Linked DNA regions of Homo sapiens: region 2 is linked to region 1. Evidence: chromatin loops called from intact Hi-C (ENCODE). Cell type or tissue: MCF 10A. All regions are shown on one strand. Each heading gives the region's core, and the rest is flanking DNA. Links, peaks and the distances in the headings are about the cores only. Region 1 has its middle 18 kb from the start of LINC00307. Region 2 holds the start of GRIK1 (glutamate ionotropic receptor kainate type subunit 1).

What was found. Hi-C counts contacts between places; a loop is a spot of excess contacts. Peaks named below come from ENCODE experiments on the same cell type or tissue, not always from the same donor. Only the 100,000 strongest peaks of a DNase experiment are listed, where the experiment ranks them.
Region 2: a loop joins it to region 1, with 4 times the contacts of the local background. A loop is called at or near these places in 7 of 110 quality-filtered maps.

Annotation. Positions count from the first base shown.
Region 1 is chr21:30,188,022-30,200,082 of GRCh38, forward strand. No RefSeq gene overlaps it. Among named protein-coding and RNA genes, the nearest start is that of LINC00307, 18 kb to the right of the region's middle. In MCF 10A, for the core only: a CTCF peak has its summit at 6,879 (motif pointing left); a DNase peak (open chromatin) is centred at 6,870.
Region 2 is chr21:29,939,839-29,951,899 of GRCh38, forward strand. GRIK1 (glutamate ionotropic receptor kainate type subunit 1) reads right to left here and starts at 158. Exons shown (of 18, transcript NM_001330994.2): 1 at 1-158. In MCF 10A, for the core only: a CTCF peak has its summit at 4,316; no DNase peak of the experiment used is centred there.

The DNA.
Region 1 (12,061 bases), core at 2,046-10,045:
ACATCCATAGTCAAAACATGTTTTGTCATCTATCAGAGACAGTCGACTCTACTCCTAAGGCATTTCAAGTTTTGTCCTTTCAAAACAACAGGTGGGTGTTATTCTCCCAGGCAATCCTGTGTTATGCCTAGAAGATAGCAGACAGCCACATAAATCAGCTGTACTTTTTCATATAATCATTAGAGAAATGTAAAAAACTGCGTAGAAAAAAAGCACCTAAAGCTTAAGAGAATTACTGATCACGAAAGGTTTCACCTTATTTAATATTTTAGGTGTGGCCCCCTTGATAAATTGAAATAGCTTTGGGTTTCTTGTTGTTGTTGTTTTGCTTAGTGTGTGTGATCCGTGTCTAAGGCAATAAAATGCCAAACCTTCACTCACCTGAGTGGCAAAGCCTGCAAAATTCAATCAGGCGGTGATCTCTAGAGTATAGCATTTTCAAAGAATATTCAAAAGCTACCAGCTGTAAACATAACACACACACAAAAAAACAGAAAAACCAAACCATGCATCTCTTAGCTGGCTGTAAATGTACTAATCAGTGATTTGGGGGGAAAAAACGGTGTAAACATGGTGGATATATTTTCGACAGTAATCATAATTCTTGTCCAGATGATGTGAAGGGTTATAAAATAAGCCTGTTAGGTTTCCCAAGCACTTGTGTGTCGAGTATATGTAAAATGCTTCATTAAAACATCTTAGACTTTACAGTGGATATTTTGCTGGTATTAAGCTTGTGTTTGTAAATAGAAGTGCTAATTATTTAGGCATGCAATTGCTCACACGAATAGCCTATGGGTCAGAGTAGTTTTAGACTTTACTTTTTTCTATAATTAAACATATAGCATTTAAAGAACATTTTTTTAAAAAACATGAAAACACAGTATTCCCTGGAGCATATCACATGTGAATTTAGAAGCCAGATTATAACGCAATTTTTGCCTGCAAATAAATGAGTTCAACATTAACAATAATTAGAGACATAAGGTCCTCTGAATTCTAAAAAGTTACCCCCAAATCTAAATATTATTTAATAAATTTAATAGTTGCATAATATTGATTTCCCCAAAATCACGGGTAAAAGGTTTTTCTTGAAGCAGTTATAAGCTATATTGTGGCAAAAAATTAGCCAATATACTTAATCAGGATAAAAGAAAAATGAATAATACAATTTTTAAAACTTTTTTTAATTGGCTTTGGGAGAATTTTGAGAATTTGCCACCATTTACAGTGACATAAAAGAGATAATCATATGTTTCTTATACTGTGATGCAGCCAGCCACTCCAGACTGAACAAACTGGTGTCTTTTTGGTATTCCCATTCGGCTCTATCTGTGAACTTGACTATGACCCTGACTCACCACAGCCAAACCTGAAAAAAATAAAACTACCTATCGGGTACTATGCTGATTATCTGGGTGATGAAATAATCTTGACACAAAATTCCCTCAACACACAATTTATCTATATGGCAAACCTGCACATTTACCCTTGAACCTGAAATAAAAGTGAAAAAAATTAAAATTAAAAAAGATAAGATTTAGAGGAAAATAAATCTAGTCAAGACATAGTAGAGATGCTGTTTGGTTGGCTGTTTTTCCCTCCACCTAATACTCTATCATGAACATTTTTTATGTCATTACATATTTGTCTACCTCATTATATTTATGATGATACTGTGTTTCATTGTGTGAATATGCATAAGCATAATTTATGTAATCTACTGATTAAATATCTTTTTTACTTATAGTAGGGAATAAAATAATGTATTTTTGAACTTTTTTTTTTCGGAAGTAAATTATATTTGCTTGCAATTACGCTTGGCTTTATGTAATACACACTCATGCTGCTTATACAAATAAGATGTTTATTTTTCTCTCTTAAAAAAAAATTCTAGAGTTTGGCAGCTCAGGGCTGGTGCAGCTGCTCTGTTAAGTCCTCAAGGACAGAAACTCTGTCTGGAGGCCTGATTCTAGCAACCAAGCATGTACCATTTGTCCTCAGAGTCTCAGAACGGCTGTCACCTGCAGGCAAAGGAAAGGCAAGTGTGTCCATGTTCCTGAGACTGTCTCTATCAGAAAATACAAAACTTTCTAGGGAGACTGACCTAGGAGATTCTCACTTAGGTCTCACAGGCCAGACATGGGTGACGTGGTAATCTCTAGGTCAAGAAAATATTGAGAGGAGAATATTTTTAACAGGGCACGTTTATGCTCTGAAAAATGTCAGTGTTCTCTTAGAAAATAAGAAGGAAAAATGGATACTGGGCAGCCAACTATCAGTGTCTGTCACAGAATTATACATATGCATAAGAGTATCTTACTCAAGGGTAATTAAGTGTCCAGTAATTCTTGGGACGGATCTCTGGGTATAGCAGTAAGTCTTTAAACAGAACTACTGTTACATACAATTTGTAGTTTAGATCCATATATTTGTCAAATATTTGAAATTACAGTTCTATAAACATTTCCCATATGTAATGGTAGAGGCGGGTGGAGAGAAACTCACCTATTTCTTTCTTATATCTTTAATAACACCCAGGCAACACTCTACCCAAGATTCCTTAGAAAAATAATTAATTCAATTGTCCTTGTGCTAAGAGGGACAAAAGCCTAATCTATGATAATAATGAGAGTTTCCAAGAACTGTATCAGTAAACAGCTGAGATTTCCTTATTGCTTTTCCTTAAAAAAGTCAATTCCACCTCACACGTTATCTCATTCATCTTTACAATGTAAGTGTCATTTCCTGTTCCTTCTGGATCGTGTGTTCCCTAATCAGTCAAATCGCGTCTTCCAGCCTCCGTTATGAATATTTCCATCGCTTGTGCGCTCCAGGAAAACCTGGCCACCTACACCCTCCCTGAAAATGTATTTTTGCCTGCAGTGATCTAGAGAAAGGGGAAGGCTATTTTACTGACCCAAATGCTTCAACTAAATTTGATTTCAGCCTTGGAAGCAAAGAGGCATTCTCCTCTTATTCAGCGTCATTGCCAACTTTAAATCAATACCTCTCCCATTGTCCTAAAACCTCCAAATCTAAAGATCTTGCTATCAGATTATATTATATACTTCTATCCCTCTTCTTCACACTTGATATAGTCACTTAAAGACTCCTGCGTCACTTTCTCTCATTCTTTGAACATTTTAGCTTTTGCCTTTCTGTCGCTTTCTCTACCAATATTTTTGTCTTTATTGAAAATGAATTCATGATACATTATGATAATCCGGCTGATGTCCTGGGCCTCTCCATTCCCCACCATCATCTCCAATGATCCTACTTTCTACTTCAGCTCAGCCAGCTACTTGAAAGGCACACAAATCTTAACTGAATATTAGAAGTATATAGGAGAAATTTAAGAAAATACTAACATCTGGGCTCTATCCTCCCAGATGTTGATTTAATTGTTTTGATTTAAATTCTCCAGGTGGGGCTTATATGTAGCCCAAGAGAATGACTGCCTAGACATTTTTATTCTCAATAATTTCACCTCTTATATTCTCAATAATAAGTGAACCCAAAATATCTGAGACGAGTCTCAATCAATTTAGAACGTGTTTTGCCAAGATTAAGGAAGGGTCCGAGGTGGTCGGAGGACAGCTTGCTTTAACACATTTGAGGGAGACATGAGAGACATCAATCAATATGTGTAAGATGTGTACTGGTCTGGCCCAGGAAAGTGGGACAACTCCAAATGGGATTACTCCAATCTAATAGAGCATTTTACTGCTTTCCTATTGCTACTGTAACAAATTACAAACATTTAGTGGCATAAAGAGCACCAACTTATTATGTTACTCTTCTTGGAGTCGGAAGTCCAAAATAGATAGGCAGGGCTATATTCCTTCTAGCAGCACTAGGGGAAAGTCCATTTCTTTGTCTTTTTTCAGCTAGTGGCTTCCTTCATCCTTGGCTCATGGCTCCTTCTTCCATCTTCGCATTCATCAGTGTAGCATTTTCTCTCTCCTCTCTCTCTCTCTCTCTCTCTCTTGCTCTCTCTCTTTCTCCTCTCACATCTCTTCTAACTCTTCCGCTTTCTTCTTTCCCTTATCAGAACTAGTGATTTCACTGGGCCTACCTAGATATTCCCACATAATCTCTTGAAGATTTTTCATCACGTTTTCATTTCAAGATTTTTCATTACATAATCTCTTCATTTCAAGAGTTTTTTTAAAATCACATAATCTCTTCCTTTCAAGATTTTTCATCACATATAAGGATTTTTGCCATGTAAGATAACATATTCACAGGGTCTGGGGATTAAAATGTGGACATCTTAGGTGGGTCATGATTTTACCTATTATTACATAAGCATTCAAACCATGCAATACAGCCAGTCTTTAAAATCAAACAAATGAATACTTTACCTTGAATGGCAACCCCTTCCTACTGCTATTTCTAAGCTCTTTTAAAAATAAAAATCGATAGAATTGCCTCTTCTGTTTTCTTTGATATATTTCCTCCCATTCTCTTTTCAATTATTTTCAAGCGGACTTTGTTCTTCATAACTCCCATAAAAAACTCTTTTTAAAGCCACTGATAATTTCCACATTGTTAAATTTTGCTATGAATTCTTAGTTCTCATCTTACTTAACAGATGAGAAGAAGGTGGTCCATTGACAACTTCCTTATTTGTTCAGTGTTAAGTTCTAGGGATGTCACTTTCTTCTGGTTATTTTCTTACCTCTCTGGTGAATTTTTCACATTCTCTTTGGCGAGATTTTTCTTTTTGCCAACCTCTAAACACTACGTGTTCCAGAGTGACAATATAAATGCTCTGATTTCTGTGTATGTGCTGACAGCTTCCAAATTTTTATCCCTAGCTTGGAGCACTCCCCTGAAATGCAGAGATACATGCAAATGTCAACTCTGCTATTTTCCTTGAAAATCTCCACAGGCATCTCAAATCTAGAATGACGAAGACCAAATTGCCAATTGTTACAAATAACCACGCCAAACTGCTTATACCATCTCAGTGGCAATTCTCTCCTGCAGAGTTTATTCATCCAAAAACATCGGTGCTACCCTCATAGCATCTTTGTATTTCTGTCTTCAGGTTCCACTGATCAGCATGTCAGTTTTGCCTGCAAATATGTCCAGAATCAAATCACTTCTCACCACATCCACCACTATCAGCTGATCCAAGCCACCATCATTTTTTTGTCTTCATTCAGCAGTCTGGTCTCCTAGCCCTTGCACCCCTACAACATATTTTCAATACAGCAACCAGGATAGTCTTTTAAAAATGAAGTCAGATTATGTCATTCCTCTGCTTAAGCCTGAAAAGGCATCTCCTCTTACTCAGAGTAAGAGTCGAACCCCTTACAATGGCTCACTACCTCACTACCTCTCTGAACTCATCTCTGGCAATTGTTTTCCTTGCCTGTATTGCCCAAGAGAAGCTGAAATCCTGGCAGTTACTCAAACTGCATAAGCAGTCTTCCTCTTCAAGGCTGCACTCTCTTTTCTCCACATAGGAAAGACATTCCTTGGATATTCCCATGGCTCAGTTTCTCGCTTTCTTTAGGTCTTTGCTTGAAAAGTTTTGCCTTTCTCCTACACAGGTATTTCTATTCCTTGACCCTCATCTGTTGTTTTCAATAATACTTCTTTCAACTTGTCATATTATTTATATGGAAATAAACAAAGATGAACCAAATGAGGAAAGCAAAGTCTGTTTATACAGAACTTGCCATGGCCAGGGAGTCAGCCACCAATGTTTGCATTTTGGCAAAGTCTCAAAGGCAGGCAGAGGAGTGGAAAAGCTTCATCATGCAGAAAAGGGAAGACCTCAAACACACCTTAATTGAAGAAGTGGGAAGACCTCAGGTACCCTCTAATTGGAGACTTTAACATGGAGAAGCTGCAGGTGGGGTAATGATAGCTGGATATTCCATGTAATTGTTTAGGGTTGCATTTTTGTTTTTTTCTGGTTGGTCCTATATTGAAAGCAGTGACAAAAATGTGAGAAACTGTCAGTTATTAATGAAATTCTGGCCATTTGGGGCTGATTGTTATAGAAATTATTGTTTAGCTTATGGTATCAGTACTAGCAATAGCAGTCTGACTCCCTACAAGTCTGACTTATAGCAGTCTGGCTTTCTGGGATGTTTATTGTAAATAAAGGATTGGTTTTCTGGGCAAGTTCCTGTAGGTTGTTGGTCAGAGTTCTGTTTTTGAACATGACTTGACCATTGTCCACTTATATGTCCAGTTTCTCATATATTTGTTCTTTTAGACGTATAATAGTTGTCTCTTCCTACTCACATGTAAATCTTGGGAAAAAGACAGTGTCAGGTGATTTATTATGTTAGGAACCAAGATTCATGTTTGTGAATTTTCTTATTCCCAGTGCCTTGCAATAGTCCATGATCAATAAATATTTGAGTAAAAGGGGGCCATATATGGTCATGCCTATTTTCTTGAGTGGTTACATGAAAGATATGCCACATCAAATAGACTGAATTACTTAATCTGAGAAGCCAAGATTCAGTAATTTTGTTTGAGTAGATTTTGTTTGTTTGTGTAGGCTCTCTTGCCTGCAAATGACTTGGAAATGACCTTTCAAACTATGGAGTCTCTAAAGAGAGTTTAAAAAAAACCATGTGATACAAGCCATACTGTGTAATATTGGCTTAATAACTAGAAATCGATTTGCATTGCTTTCCCTCTGTTATGGCTCACGTTTGAAAGCCAAAGTAATAGAGAAAAATAAAGCTATGGTCAATTCTAAATATAATCCACAATGATGAGTTGTTCCAAAGGTCTATGTCCTACCATTTATCATGTTTTGATATAAACCTTTCATCTTCTCTATTTACAAGGATGATCCATGCTTGTTTCTTCTGCACAAAGTAGACTAGAGCACCCCCTGGTGTTTGGATGATATCACTACCCTCTTCAGTATACTAGGGTTTCTATGTTTGCATGAAGTGTTAATATGAGAGAAGTTTGTTGTTGTAATGTCTGGCACTTAATACTGAATTCTAGATCCATTAGTTGTGTTATAACCATCTTGATTTTAGGGCATCATTGATCTATTAATTCTCATCTGAGCTCAGAATTCCGAAAGGTTTTCCCTAAATGTTACCATCTTCACCCAAAATATCTAAACATTTATGCATAGTCTTTAAGTGATATACAGTTATCCCCTTACATTTCAAGAAGGACTCTTTGTAATTCAATATTATTGAGAACACCTACACTGTTCTGAGCTGTGGTAAGTGTTTTGCAGGCATCATTATATTGAATCTTCACAAACTAACTTATGAGGTTCTGTTATTATTTCAAATAATAAATATATTTCGAATTTTATTTCAAATAATAAAACTGACACTCTCAGAGGCTTCATAACTCCTAGGTTTTCACAACTAGTGGTTTGCAAAGGTGGGATTTGCAGCCAGTTCTATATAACTTTATGAACTAGAGAGCTTACCTAGTCTACTATATAGTCTCATTCTTACATGTTTTATTTTGAGTTGTTCACACTCTTGTTTTCAAAAATAAACCAGTCCTCCCCACCACAACAACATCTGTATGGATCCCTTACTTTCTAAAAATGACCATGGGGTCCTTTTAATTAGAACCAAAGTTCTAATACTAACAGACACTTCTGATCCTAAACACAATCATGAGACAGATGAAGTATTTAAGTCCAAAGAACCCGGCAATTTCAGTCTAACTCCCTTCGTCACCTATTGTCTTATTTTAGCTTTTCTCATATGCTTCCTGCCAGATGCTTTTTTGAACATTATAGAATACAGCAAGTATCCATCTGAAAATTTAAAAAATATAAAGTATTTTAAGTGTAAAATTCCTTCAAGGTAATCCAGGGCTTCTTAAAAGTCAAGATCTAGAATGTTGTAGACAGTAGGTGTTCATTAATTATTTTTTGAATGAATGAATTATACGTAAATGAAGAATATACCCATAAATTCAGAGTGATCTGTAAAACTCAAGAAATTGTGTGTGTGTGTGTGTGTGAGAGAGAGATGAGATTTCATGACTAAAAGCTAAAAATCATCTCTATTTGTCTGAGCTCTGGATAACTCAGGTTAGATTCCTTAATCCATTTCATCCAGAACAGAGATTTTATTATTTACTAGTTTTTTGACTTTGCATGTAAGGGTCTAACATTTAAATTTGTGAATTTCCTCATGAAGAGACAACTGAAGAGGTTTTTGCAGAACTGACCTGGGGAGTGATGCTGGAGCTCTCCAGACTGGCCCAGGAAGACTGGTGAATCTCTGACTCTGAGCTAAGTGCAGACCATCCAGAAATACTTGCTGAATGAAGGACTAGATCTTCTAAATTGCCAAGCTGGGTAATTTTTAGAGAAATGAAATTTTAGGACATTGATGCTAAGGTTAGGAGGGCCTATCAATGCCAAGACTTGAGAAATAGTAGAGGATTGGAAGGACTTCTCAGACTGAACTGGATTGTGGATGCTTGAAGAAAAACTTCCACCGCTGTTTAGGGAGTGTGTTCTTCATAATTCTGTCCTCTTATGCTATACTTTTTTTCTCCTTTTAAGCAGCAATATATAGGATTCCTCTCCCAGTTCAAATATAGACAGTCTCTAAAGACCATCTCTCTGATCCCAAAAAACAGAAAAAAAAACTAGTTAAATTACAAAATCACCATTTATTCTTTTTAAACCCCAAAAGAAGGGAGAATTACAAAACCATCATTTATCTTTTTAAACCCCAAAGTAAGAGACACTGGGTTTTGCAAAATGCTTTTGCAAAAATATCTTTTTGCTGGCAAATACCCATCTTGGCTTCATATTTTTTACCACTTGTAAATGAAGTCCAATTCTGCTGAAATTCTGAAACGCATTAATGCATTGAGTGATACTGTTTACTGGGAATAAGTAATAATTTTCACATCTCAAGTTAAAACCCTTTAATTTGCCTCCTAAGAAGTGGCCTAGGTTGGAAAACAATAAAAACATCTCAAAGAGAAAGAAGAAAACACTGAGAGTTAGAGAATATTTTACTAAATTTTTAAAGAATGTTAGCTTTGCATTTGTTCTTGGAAGTGAATCAGTAAGTGAATTTGTTTCTGAATATACACATTCACAAAAAAAATCAGTTTTTTCTGTTTCCATTATATAACTATTGAATGAATATTTAAAAGATATTAGTTTAATATGCCAAAATTATCGACGGCCCAGCATACAAACCAGCCTTGTCTGTTTCAGAAATAGAAGAGACACTGGTGTTTGAGAGGCACAGGGCACTGAAAGGGCTTTAGATTTGGATATATCTGCATTTGCGCACTGCTTCTCCACTTACTGTCCATGTAATTTGGGATATGTTCCTTAGCCTTTCTGAACATAACTTTCCTCAGGTAAAAGAGCTTCTTTTCATAGTTTATGTGAGGATTGTGGGCTATTTTTGTAAAGTCCAATCACAGAGTGTATGCCTTATGAAAAGATTGGCTACCACGGCTGCAATGATTAATAATATGTTCATATTTTCCTTTCTGATTATTGACTATGTTTGGGAAGAGTGATCATTTAAAATCAAATATTGACATGTTAATATTGCTTATCTCTTTGAGGCAGGGGTTTTAGATGACTTTTACTTTTGTATGTAATTTTATTTTTAAGTGAAAAGTATTCCACAAGATTTTGTATATTATACAAACATATAATTGGAAACAGAGCTAATGAACAAATCAATTTTGATTATGAAAGAATTAAAATAAAGTTGGGTTGATATCAGTCTGTAGATCAAAGATGCCTCAATGAAAAATTTTGTTCTGGGTTAATCCAAGGCACAACCCTCCTTTATTAAGCAGTTTGTTATGTCATGCACCAGAATTATCCACATTTGAGTTGATGAACAAGTTTCATTCCCTCTTGGTGCTTCATAGTGCTTCAGAGAGAATTCATAGTACTCTGGGTATTTGGGGGGTGTTTTGAAGACATGATAGTCACATATTGATGCTTCTGGATAGTTGCTCAGTTCATTAGGTTCTCCAAAGGCTTACTGTTAAAAGACTATTTCTTAATCCCACTACTGGATATGTAACAAAAGGAAAGGATATCTGTAGGTTGAAGAGATATCTGCCCTCCCATGTCAATTGCAGGACTATACATAATACTAAAATATGGAATCAACCAAAGTGGTCGTCAACAGATGAATGGATTTTTAAAATGTGGTGTTTATGATTCAGCCATAAAAAAGGAACAAAATCCTATTATTCGTGGCAACATAGATGAGCCCAGAGGACATTATGTTAAGTGAATTAAACTAAATACAGCATGTTCTCACTTATGTGGAAGCTAAAAACATTGATCTCATAGAAGTAGAGAGTAGAATAATGGTTACTAGAAACTGGGGGTAGGGTGGAGGTGGGTAGCCAGAAGTAGGGTTTGAGCTTTTTTCCCACATAAATGTCTTTTGAGAAGTGTCTGTTCATATCCTTAATAGCTTACCAACCAAAAAACATCCAGGACCAGGCGGATTCACAGCTGAATTCTACCAGAGGTACAAAGAGGAGCTGATACCATTCCTTATGAAACTACTCCAAACAACAGAAAAAGAGGGAAACCTCTCTAACTCATTTTATGAGACCAGCATCATCCTAATACCAAAACCTGGCAGAGACACAACAAAAAAAGAAAATTTGAGGCCAATATCCCTGATGAACATCGATGCAAAAATCCTCAATAAAATACTGGCAAACCAAATCCAGCAGCACATCAAAAAGCTTATCCACCATGATGAAGTCAGGTTCATCTCTGGGATGCAAGGCTGGTTCAACATATGCAAATCAATAAATGCAATCCATCACATAAACAGAACCAATGACAAAAAACCACATGATTATCTCAATAGATGCAGAAAAGGCCTTCGACAAAATTCAACAGCCCTTTATGCTAAAAACTCTCAATTAACTAGGTATTGATGGAACGTGTCTCAAAATAATTAGAGCTATTTATGACAAACCCACAGCCAATATCATACTGAATGGGCAAAAACTGAAAACATTCCCTTTGAAAACTGGCACAAACATTGATGCCCTCTCTCACCACTCTATTCAACATAGTATTAGAAGTTCTGGCCAGGGCAATCAGTCAGGAGAAAGAAATAAAGGGTATTCAAATTGGAAAAGAGGAAGTCAAATTGTTTGCAGATGACATGATTGTACATTTAGAAAACCCCATCGTCTCAGCCCAAAATCTCCTTCAGCTGATAAGCAACTTCAGCAAAGTGTCAGGATACAAAATCAATGTGCAAAAATCACAAGCATTCCTATACACCAATAACAGACAACAGGGAGCCAAATCATGAGTGAACTCCCCTTCACAATTGCTACAAAGAGAATAAAATACCTAGGAATGCAACTGACAAGGAATGTGAAGGACCTCTTCAAGGAGAACTACAAACCATTGCTCAATGAAATAAAAGAGGACACAAACAAATGGAAGAACATTCCATGCTCATGGATAGGAAGAATCAATATCGTGAAAATGGCCATACTGCCCAAAGTAATTGATAGATTCAATACTATCCCCATCAAGCTACCATTGATTTTCTTCACAGAATTGGAAAAAAACTACTTTAAATTTCATACGGAACCAAAAAAGAGCCGTATAGCCAAGACAATCCTAAGCAAAAATACAAAGCTGGAGGCATCACGCTACCTGACTTCAAACTATACTACAAGGCTACAGTAACCAAACACGGCATGTTCTCACTCATAAGTGGGAGTTGAACAATGAGAACTCATGGACACAGGGAGGGGAACATCACATACGGGGGTGCCTGTCGTGGGCTCAGGGGGCTAGGGACTCAGGATAGCATTAGGAGAAATACCTAATGTAGATGACAGGTTGATGGGTGCAGCAAACCATCATGGCTCGTGTATACCTATATAACAAACCTGCACGTCCTGCACATGTATCCCCAGAACTTAAAGTATAATAGATAAATAATTAATTAAAATAAAATAAAATAAAAAATAAACACCTTCTGAAGGCAAAAAAAAATAATAAGAATTTCATTTTATTTTGCCAACAGCTTTAAACCAAAGGACATTAATGCTGTTT
Region 2 (12,061 bases), core at 507-8,506, 250 kb before region 1:
CTCCCTCATTCGTCCTTTGGTCAGATGCAAAAGTCGGGGGATAGGCACAGACAGAGGAGGGAAAAGGGGGAAAGAAGACTAACGAAGAAGGAGAGAGGGTACAGGGTGAGTTGGTGCAGGGGCTCTGAGCAAGCCTGATGAGCTCCAGCAGGTTAACTGGGAGCGGAGCCACGTTCCGGCTTCTCTGAATCTTTGCTTTCCTCCTCCCCTCGCTGGCCCCACCCTTTATTTACTGCCCGCCCCAACCCCACTGATCAAGATACTCGCGCGCGCGCGCGCACACACACACACAGACACACAGACACACACACAGACACACACACACACACACACGCTCTTTTTTCTCTCCCTCAACTTTGCGCTCTGCTGCTGGGAAGTCGATCGAGTGTTGCATTCTCAAGACAGATCAAATCTAAACTATTGGTCCGAGCAGAGAAAGCCTCTGCTGTCCGCTGTGAGTGGCAAGGAAGCCTTCTTGGTAATGTCCGTGTGCACCTGTTAGGGGGTCTTATAGACAGCCAGCTATGACTCGTCCCATCATTTAATGGAAAATCACCTCCAATATTTTGGAAAATACCGGGGCTCCTGTTTTGACTCTGACGAGGATGATGAACAGGGGAAGGGGGAGAGGAATGAGAAAGCTTCAGTACTCCAAGATTATAGTGGCTTCATTCCTATTTGGACCCAAGATAATCTCTTGCAAATTGCTTCCATTTACACATGCCACTGAGATAGAAGCAGCCTCCAGCGCCGCTACTTTTCTTCATTTCTTTTAACTGTCAGGTCTGAATACTGAAAGATAGGCTATTTTAGCAATGTAGGTTTGGAGACTGTTTCTCTGTAGAAGGACAAGGACACTTCCCTAGGGAAATCAGCATTTGATTATGTTGGATTAATTTCCTTCGAGTTTTGTGGGGAATGTTCTATATATATGTTTGCTAGGTCTATATTAACATCTCTTTTTTTTAACTGGTAAATAGATTTTGAAGAACTGACCAAATCCATATGAAAAGTATGTCCACAGTTGTTATATGAGCCTAGAGTGGGAAACAATTGCAAAAGGAATCTAATATATCTTAAAGTCCATTCGTGTATTAATTAATTAATTCATTCATTATTCAACAAATACCTACTGAGTATTTTGTTTGTGGTGTCAGACACTATACTTTTCACTAAAAACCCTATGGTGGGGAAAATGCATGTTCATTCTCCAAGGGAGGTTAGAACTCCACTGTGGAAAGCTAGTCAGTTCATATCTCAAGTAGTAGGCTTGGTTCTGGACACTTTGGGATGAGAGTTAACAAAGCAGAACATGTCTGCAGATAAGAAGAGGGACTGATAGGGATTTAGGAATGCATTTTTGCGTGGAAAGATTGAGGAAACCAAGAGGAATTAGGAGCACATGCTGGTTATCTTCAGACATTTGAAGAATTCTTGTGTTAAAAGAAAGTAGCCTTATTCAGTGTTAGATATGTGAGAAGAGCTAAGAAAAATAAGATTGTCAGAGGGAAATTGTAGAAGAGTAAATTTTGTCTCATTCGGGGAGCATTTTTAAGACCAGAGAATATCAAACAGCGGCAAGGCTGGGTGTGCTGGCTTACATTGGAGCACTTTGGTGATGTTGAGGAGGGAAGATGACCTAAAACCAGGAGTTCGAGGCCAGCCTTGGAAACATAGCGAGACCCTTCCTGTGCAAATAAAAATTAAGAAAAACAGTAGCATGACCTGCTTCAGAAAAGAGGCAAAGTCAAACTATTCATTTATTTATGCATATTTTTTGAGAGCCCACGTTGTGTGAGGTATTGTGCCAATCTCTGGAGACACAGAGGGATATGATTGCTGCCACTCTGGAACTCATTGGCATTAAAGTATGATGAGCTTTACAAAATGGTGTTATGGAAGTAAAGAAAAAAAGTAGTGTAATCCCATTTAAGAGTTTGGAAAGGGGTTCTTCAGGAAGTGATGCTTCAAAACTCAAAGAATCAGTGGTTTAAAAGGGATTAGTAAGTATTTCTTAAAGTGAGAATGAATGTAAATCTGTTAGAGGGTTTATTTTTAAACCTAAAGGTCTGTGGTAAGCATTTTTAGTCATCTATTTTCTCTGGGTACATCAAAGACCAATACATAGCAGATAGTGAGTGGCTAAAGTTTGAAGACCCAAGGTCTAGAATTAAGTCAGCTTTTGAACAAACTGGGTTTAAATTCTGGTTTTACCAAGTCTATGTTTTTAGCTTTGGTTAAATTTTTATGTCTGCCTGTAGTCCATTGCTGGTGCTTACGTATATCTAGTTTTCCCTTTCTCTGGCTCATGAAAGCCTGTACCTTTTCAATTAGTTGGAATCTACCTTTTCAATTAGTTGGAATCATGTGACCATTTTTGGCCAATAAAATATGAGTGGAAGTGCACTGCTGCCAGGAGAAAAGGAAGACAGTGAAAAAAGATCCTGCATGACTTCCAGGACTCTCTTTCCCTGCCAGAGTAACTCTGAAAGCCACAAGTTCTAGAGGTTAAGATGAAAGCAGCCTCAATCCCTGAGTAATTTTTTGTAAGGGAGTTGCTCTGAATGTTTCTAGAACAGCAACACACTGCTAACAAATCAGTCCCAGCTCAACATTATGTTTTAATCCACTACAATTTTGAGATATTTGTTACTGCAGCATAAGCTTCTCTATACTAACTAATAAACTTTCTATGACTTGATATCTTCATCTGTAAAATGAGGATAATAATAACACTACAGGGCCATTGGAGGATTATATGAGCTACTGCATGTGAAGAATTTCCCAAGGTCCTTGTTACTCAGCATATTTTAGTTTATTTGTGGTCATTACTTTTCTGGTTAAAGGAATCCATGCATATATTTCTAGTAATAATCTGCCCCAGATTGCAGAGACTGAAATATTTTGTTTTTTGGGCAAGAAGTCAACAACACTGGTCCAATTAATTATATGGTAATCATAATTGTTCTGATACTATTTCAGGAGTTTTGCTACTTTTTACCTGTATTGTCTCTGGTTTATGAGGAAACAGTTCATTTTGATAATTAGAGATATTAGAGAGATTTCCTAAAGGAAGTTTCTCGAAAACTAAATGGCACACTGCAGTTATGTTTCTGTATCATCTGTAAAATTCTGTAAAGCTTAAAACTGAAATTTATTTCCTTGTTAAAATGCTTCTCTCCACTGCTCATGTACACAGGCTCATGGTGTTGAGTTACTCATGAGTGATCAGCAGCTGCTGTTAATTTGTTTTGTGCTTTTTAGAAGGACTGTATTTTGTACATATATTCATCCAGTTATTTTTTGCCCGAAATGACTCTGGTAATCACTCTTGATTCACATTTTCTCATAGTGCCCTCTTAAGAATAAACATGTCTAATTGAATGCATGCCGTCTTTTTCCCATTCCCCAAATCTTAAGCTTAAATTGATACACCGTGGTTAACAATAAAACAGTACAATGACATGCAGCATTGTGCTTCCTATGAGAGCTGGTGGCATTACTTAGATACTAATCCATTTTAAATTACTTAATTTTTAGGAGATAACAGATACAAAGAAAAATAGCTTAGAGTAACCTGGGGAATGCGAATGTTATACAGTCTTTTCAAAATGTTGTGAGCATAGTTGAGGAAACTTAAAATGTTACTCATGGCACCAAAAACAAAAGATCAAGTGGCTTTTAGAGCCTGCTGGGACTGTGTAGCTGATGTAGGGTCTAAATCTTGAGTTCTTGACTACTTCTTTATGCTTTTTTCGCTAGGTCATATCATATATTTCTATGATGTTAAATACTACCTTTTAGCCAAAGATTCCCAAATGTTGTCTTTTGCTCAAACCTCCCGATTCATGCAGCCAATTTTAGTGACCATTTCTAAGTGAGCCAACATCTCAAATCCTTGATTCTGTCCCATGTCATTGTCCCGCACTGAATCCTCTCCCAAATTTTCTTATTTCAATATGAACACCACCTTCCACCCAGCCATTAAAACTGGAAAATCAGGAGGTCACCCTTCATTTTTTTCCTTACTTCTTCACCTACTCCCGTATCAGTTTATTTTTATAATGGCTTTACCTCCAGAGTATGTCTTTAGTCAGCTTCTCTATACTCCACTGATATCATACTAGCCTGGGGTTTCTCAACCTCAAAACTATTGATATTTTCGGTTAGAAAATTATTTTTTATGAAGGCAGTTGTCCGGTTCTTTGTAGGACTTTTAGCCACTTCCCAGGGCTCTCTCCACTAGATGTCAGCAGTATCCTCCTCCCAAGGTGGGACAACAAAAATGTCTGCAGACATTGTCAAATAAATGCCCTCCGATGTACAAAATTACCCCTGATTGAGAGCCACGGCACTAGCCTAAATCACCATGATCTTCCATCTTCCATCTGGTCTATTACAATAAACTCTTAATTGTCTCTCTTCTCTCATTTGCCTCTTTCTATCCATTCTGTCTGTTTGATCTAAATTAGCTCCTCCCACTGGCTTTCTTCACAAGGCCCTTCTTAGATCCCTCCTGGTCATTATTAACTCTCTACTTGTTTTATTTATTTTATTACAAATTCTCTGAGAGTGGACTCTTTGTCTGTTCTGTTTGCTTGAAACCTTAGTGTGTAACACTGTGCCTGGTGCTTAGAGGGAGCTTGATTACTACTCACTGAATGAATAAATGAATGAGTGATGCTCTCTCATAAGATGTACAACCTATAAATTATAGCAGCAGATTTGTAAGATTGAGTTGAATAAGGAGACTAATTTCTCTTTTAATTTCATTCAAAGCACCTACATTGATCAGCTTAATGTTTAGTGTTATCCTGAGTTCATGTCTAGGAAAACCAGAGTATAACACTACATGTGCTTCTTCAGATTTCAGCAAAATGCTATATGGAGTAGGGGTTTCTTTTATAATTTCATTTTCAGCAAAGTGGCTATCATTACACATACCTTAACAATTTTACTGTAATTTCTGTACTAACACTGGTCTATCTGCCAAAGCACTGTGGAAAGCAGCTGTAGTGAAATCTTAAAAAAAAAAAAAAAAAAAAAAAAAAAACAAAAGAAAACCTATCTCTGTTATTTATCCCTTCACATCCTATTGTAATAACCTGAGACTCTAAAGAAATTCAGTCACATGGAGGGTCTGAACCTAGTTGGTATTTAGCTAATTTCATACATATGTTGGACTCATCACAGGCTAAAGAAGGAAAGATCCAGGCTGAGTACTCAGGGTATTGGGAGCCAGCCCTGGGCTGACCACTGACTACAGCTCACTGCTCTTGGAGAAGTCACATCACCTCCTCGGACTTTAACTGCCTCAACCATAGCATGAAGTGGTTAGACTCATATTCTCCACTTCCTGTTCCAGACCTAAGAGTCAATATAAATTGTAGAAATTTTGTAAAAGGATGGCTCATATTTTTGCTCTCCTTTGTTTATAAATAGAATGAGCTTTTCCTTAAGATAATGAGCATCTATTTGTATTTATTTTATATGCCAGACGCTGTTCTTCATATTTTTACAGGCGTTAACTTACCTAATACAGCAACCTTAAGAGGTAAGTACTACTGTTATGCACATATCACAGCTAAAGAAACTGAGGCAGAGAGGTGAAGCAGATGTCAGAAATGATAGAGCTGAGTGACAGAATTAGAGCTGGGTCACTATGGTTCTAAAGCCCCAGCTTTTTAAAAAACAAATTGAGATTAAATCCACATAACATGCAATTAACCTTTTCAAAACAAACAATTTAATTCCATTTAGTACATTTACAATGTAGCAAAACCACCAACTCCAGTTAATTCTCCTGTGGTTGGAAAGTCATGAGTGACACAGGAGTAGCAAAGGTGAAATTAGAGAGGCAGCAGGTGCATGCATCTGCTAAGGACTTGTGGGCTGGCATAAGGACTGACTTTTCTTCTGGATGAAATGGGAGTCACTGAAAGCTTTGAATAGAGAAGTGACAGCATGAAGTTTATGTTTTAATTTGTTATCGTTTGTTTCAGGGACTACATTAGTTATCAGAGGCCCAGCCAATAGGTATTGTTCTTGCCTTCATGGGGCTTATGATCATGTAAATAGTCCTGCAAATAGGCCGGGCATGGTGGCTCATGCCTGGTGGGTGGATCGCTTGAGGTCAGGAGTTTGAGACTAGCCTGGCCAACATAGTGAAACCCTGTCTCTACTAAAAATACAAAAATTACCTGGGCGTGGTGGCACGTGCCTGGTAATCCCAGTTACTCCGGAAGCTGAGGCAGGAGAATTGCTTGAACCCAGGAGGTGGAGGTTGCAGTAAGCCAAGATCGCGCCACTGCACTCTGGCCTGTGTGACAGAGCAAAGCTCTGTCTCAAAAATAAAAAGCCTGTTTTGAGACTTAGCGTGAATATATTCTTTTGGGCCTAGCTTCCTTCAAATAATAGCTAATGTTTACAGAGCCCTTACTATATACCAGGCACTACTTTTAGTGCCCTGCAGTCCCAAGTCCCCATGACCCTTTGAGATGGTTACTCATATTAGTTCTTCTCTTTTACAAAAAAAGGACACTGAGGCACAGGGACAGAATGTAGTTTCCATGAAGAAAAGCTAATAGATGTGAGAAGAGATTTTGAAAGTGGAACTTGGCTTCTATTAGGAGCTCAGGAAAGACTGCTCAGAGGAAGGAAGCTTTACACATTGCCTTAAAGGGAACTTGGGAGTGACTGCAAGGGGGACGAGAAGAACATTCCAGGCAGAGAGAAGGCTCTATTACAGAAAGCAGTTCCCAGTGATAGAAAAGGTCTTAAAGCGTATTTGGCTGCTGTGAGCTGGAGAGACTGTAGCACCAGATGAGATGGGAAACGTGGGCAGATTCTAGGTCCCTAGGGATCCTTACAGGCCTCCCTGAGGATTTTAGAATTTCTTCTAAAACTGATGTAAAACCTTGGAGCCAGATGCATCTTTTCCACCTGTACTCATTTGCCATCATTCATCCACCCAGTTACATGCTTCACAAGGAGGAGTTCCCCACCAGCCTGGGCCACAATACCAGCTTCTCCTTGCTTTTGCTTCTGGTGTTCCTCCCCACTCTACTTCTCCAGAATTCTTCCTTCTCATTCGGCTTCAGGGCCACCGGTCCTCTTCTGTTCCCCAGTCATGCCCAACTCCTCATGACAGCACATTTCCCTAAACCGCTCTCAGTCCTTAAGCATCCTTTTTCTCACAGGTTACCTGGTTAAGGATTATTTATTCCTGAGTATCTCATTTCTCAGAGAGGCATTCCTTGGGTCCACAGTGAAAAATAAGTCAACCCAGTTTATTCCTTCTTGGCATGCTGTACTTTTCCTCCTCACCACTTATCTTTAATGTTAACTATTTATTCGTTTGTTTAATGTTTCTCTCTCTCCTTTAGATTTCAAGAACCAGGAGAGCGGGGTTTGTGCGTGCATACGATGCTGTGGCTCTGTGCACGTCCAGAGCCACTCCCGACTTCTGACACATAGTAGGAACTCAATTCGTATTGGCAGACTGATTAGATCTGAATGCTTAGAATGTCAAGAATTCCGTAAGCTATAACAAAGAAATCTCAGTTCAGGCAGGGAGGTATAACATGGTACGTCTCCTGTGTTTCACTAATGTAGTCAATGTTTGATGAAAGTTTGCTTTTACATAGTGTTTCATTAATCATTATTTTCAGCAATCTTATAAGCTCAAATTATTTCAGGGAATGATTAAATAAATGCACAGAAAACTTAAAGTTAGAGAGCTAGAAATTGCCTTTAAAAAGCTAAAATTGAAGCTCACAACCGTTACGACGCTCTAATTTTTATTCAGCCTACCCTTCCTTATGGAATTTCAATTTAAGGCTCCTGACAACAAAACACATTAAACCCCTTCATATTTAAATCATGTAAATTAGCCAAATTTCTAATTATTACATCTGGTTTAATTTCTCTCCTCGTAATCTCATACAGCAAATGTCATCTGTTTTTTAAATTATTATATTTTATTTATCAAAGCAATACATGCATATCATTTTAAAAGTTAAATAGTACTAAATAAAAACATACTGAAGCAGTACCACTTCTCCCTCTTCCTCCAGCTCCTGCTCTCCAATTCTTTCAGCTATTTTGTCCACTATTTATGCATCTTATATTTCTGTTTCTCCGTCGTATACATAAATAGTGTTTGTCGACTTCATCAATTTGAGGTATTATCTACTGACTTCCATTATGTCAATAGATAATATTGACATGATTTTACTCTTTAACACCTTCATCTGATTAAATTGATTTTCTCTTTCTCCTCTTTTTTTTTTTTTGAGAGAGGGTCTCACTCTGTCACCCAGGCTACAGTGTAGTGGCACAATCATTGTTCACTGCAGCCTGGACCTCCGGGGCTGAAGTGATCCTCCCTCCTCGGCCCCCTGAGTAGCTGGGACTACAGGTACATAATGCTATGCCTGGCTAATTTTTATATTCTTATGGAGATGGGGTTTCACCATGTTGCCCAGGCTGGTCTTGAATGCCTGGGATCAAATGATCCTCCCACTTCAGCCTCCCAAAGTGCTCGGACTATAGGCATGAACTACCACGCCCAGTCTCTCCTCTTTTTAAAATACTACAATTTTAGGTTCAATCACTGTTCAGGGTTTATAGTTTACTTTGCTGTCCTATCCCCATCTCCCCACTCTTGTTCTTGTCTCCTTCTTTTTCTCCTTCTTCTCCCTCTTCTACTCCTTCTCCTCCTTCTTTTTGCCTCCATGTCTCTCTGTCTTTATTTCTATCTCTATCTCTCTCCTTCTCTCAGAACATGCTTGAGTAACGTCCTGAGTAAAGGTGCTTAAAATAGCTCTCTTTAAAATTCAATTTATTCCGGTGTTGTATGTATTGCGTTAATTCCTCTCTTTGTCAACTTGTATAACTTTCTGGAATATTTTCTCAACTTTATTGTTCAATTCTTTTATGATTTTTTTCATTTATGCTCTTGTGTTTTTGATTTATTTTTCATCTGACTTTTTAATGTGTTATTTTTGTTTTATAGATGCAACATTATTTTTTAACTCTCTAAGGATATTATTGGGAGACTTTTCCTCCAAATAGTCTCTTGCTTTTAAGTTCCTTTTTTTTTCCATGTATTTTAGTCTCCAACTTTCAAGGTGAAAAACTTCCTTAAATGTCCTTTAACCCTTTGTTGTGTGCTCATGTTTAAGGAAAGGGAACTGGAATGTGGATTGTAAGATCTGAATGCAATAAGCAGGACTTAGGGGGTTCTAAGGTTTTCTAAAGAGGGACCTGGAGTGACATCAGGAAAACTCCGATGTCAGTATATATGTGTTTGAGAGTATGTTTAAGAGTTTTTTCTTGGGCTGATTATATTCCCAAGAGAAGATTCTTCTGGTGCCCTCTGGGAGTCGAGTGAAAGAAAAGAGCTGGCAAACATCAACTCCATGAGACTATGGCCCCTGTTTCATGTGAAAGTTATAGGGAGAGGATGTTATCCAGTAGCGTGAAGTCAATTGTGTCCTAAAGAGCTTTCCAGCAAGCCCTTTCATACTAGTTCTCTGTTTGCTGCAGGTCCTGATGTGATCCAGGCTTCTAGTTCTGAGCAATGAGTTTTCTACTCTGAAGATTAGCTTGATTCTTGCCTTTCGGCAGTACTACTTTAAGATATAGAATTCTTCAGTTGGCCAAGAAAGTTTCCACTTCTCTGATTATCTTCCCATTCCTTGTACTTTAATTGTCATTTTTGTGAGATTTCTGGGGGAAAAGTGTTCAATCCTCCACCTTTATCCAGAAGCACTTATTTTATAACTTTTAATATAAATTGTTATAGCAAGACAAGCATGATGGCTTACACCTATAGTCCCAACTACCTGGGAGGCTGAAGTGGGAGGATCACTAGCAGTTGGGAGATTGAGACCAGCCTGGCATCATAGTGAGACTTCTCTAAAAAAAATTTTTTTTTAATTAGCCATGCATGGTGGTGCCTGCCTGTAGTCCGAGCTACCTGGGAGACTGAGGTGAAAGAATCATTACAGGTCAGGCATTTGAGACAAGCCTAGGCAGAGACTCCATCTCTAAAAAAAATGTTTTTAATAACTTAGCCATGAGTAGTGGTGCATGCCTTTAGTCCCAGCCACTCAGGAGGCTGAGGCAGGAGGATTGCTTGAGTCCAGGAGTCTGAGGTTGCAGTGAGCTATGAGGGTGACAGAATGAGATCCTATCTCTTTAAAAATAAATAAATTAATTAAATTTTAAAATAAATACATTGCTTTAGCAGATGCTCTCAATGCCCCATCCATATGTTCTCAGCAGTTTCCACTATATGTGAACATGGCCTCCTGAATACAGCTGGGACTTTCTGCCTAAGGACTCTTTTCTTTCTTTCTTCCCTGCCTCCCTCTTTCCCTCCTTCCTTCCCTCCCTCCCTCCTTCCCTCCCTCCCTCCTTCCCTCCCTCCCTTCCTCCTTCTTTCCTTCCTTCCTTCCTTCCCTCCTTCCCTCTTCCCCCCATCCTTCCTTCCTTTCTTTTTGACTATGGAAGTTTGCGTTTAGTGCTAGAGAGTCAATGTCACTGGAAGTAATACCCATTGGGAAAACTCCAAGGTATGTTCTATACTTTTTCCGGTTTCCCAAAGGGATTCAGTTCCAGTTGCCTGAGTGATCACTTGCTTGTCGGTGCATCTTTATTGGCTTCCTCTCCTTCCTTGTCCCATATCCTTACTCCTCTACTATTCTTTCCTGGAATTGTCTCTCAAATTAACTAACAACACTCAAATCCTCGTCTGCGTGTCTGCTTCTGAGGAGACCCTAGATATTTCTCAACCTTTTTATACTTTTCACCTACACTGTTCTTTTTTTAGCTAGCTCATAATTGTTAGATAATTACAATTTTTGAAGACTGGGTAATTAATCTTATTCTTAATGTCCTGGTCACAGCAACGTAGGTCACAAGAATTGCATTTGATAATCTCTTTCTTTAAGGCAAACTGTTTCCTACTTTACGAATTTAATGTATCTCCTTCTTTAAGAAGTAAGGCATATTATAAGATATCACTTGATTAAAGTGGCCTGAGTTTTCCCATGGCCAGTAAATTTTAAAAGTATCTCCAAATCTGTGTACTAATTGCCTGTGAATAGGTGAGTAGGTGACCTCAGTCATTAAAAAATAAAAACAAAAAAACCCACTGAATCCCAAGTGTTTAAAAATGGAAATGCATTACTTCTGTGCAGCTCAGACATTTGGGGCAAATGAACTGATCTCCAAAAGCTTGCTACATAATGAGAAGAAAACAAGTAAGAGCCCGGTTAGGTGGATATTTATTCCAGGGCAAGGTAAACAAATTTCCTTCCACCACAGTAAAATTATTGAGCTGAAAATTCACACAGGAAACCAGACCAGTTTATCAACTGACTCTCTATCTTTTTAAATCCTAAAAAAGACAATCTTTTGTAAAATATTATTACAAAGTACCTGTATTCTGTAAAATGACTTGACAATCTTAGAGTAATATTGATTTTTTTCTCATTGAATAGTTCTACAATAATCAATGAGAACAGTTTTTCCCCTCACAGCAGTAGACATTATCAATGTTTTAACTCTCTCTGTTTTTCTTCTGTAACAACCATAATAGGCAATTTAAAACATTGAAGCTGCCTTCTTTCCAGTGGCCAATTCATTGCATTATTTGTCTCTCTTTTTTATATTCTCAACATAAAACAACTTTTTTTTATTGTGTCCTCTACCCGACTGCCACAGACATTTGGAACCATATGCTCCTATCTGGTGCACACCATGGAAGAGTAAAGAATGTTAAAATGTGGCTTACAGTCTCCAGCAATGCCACAGAAAATCCTCCATGACATGCTGTCATACCCAAGACAGCAGTAAAGATGGAAATCTAGCCAGCTGTAGGCAAAGGAGTATCTGAGTACGTACTCTGGCCCCAACTTTGGTCTCTGAAAGTCACCTTGATAATGTCACTTACATTTCTGCCTGTGGCTACAGAATCAGAGCAGCTCCTCTTTATAGCCTTATATAGTTATGCCAGTATTAAGAATAAAATAATTGAAACAAGATATAGATC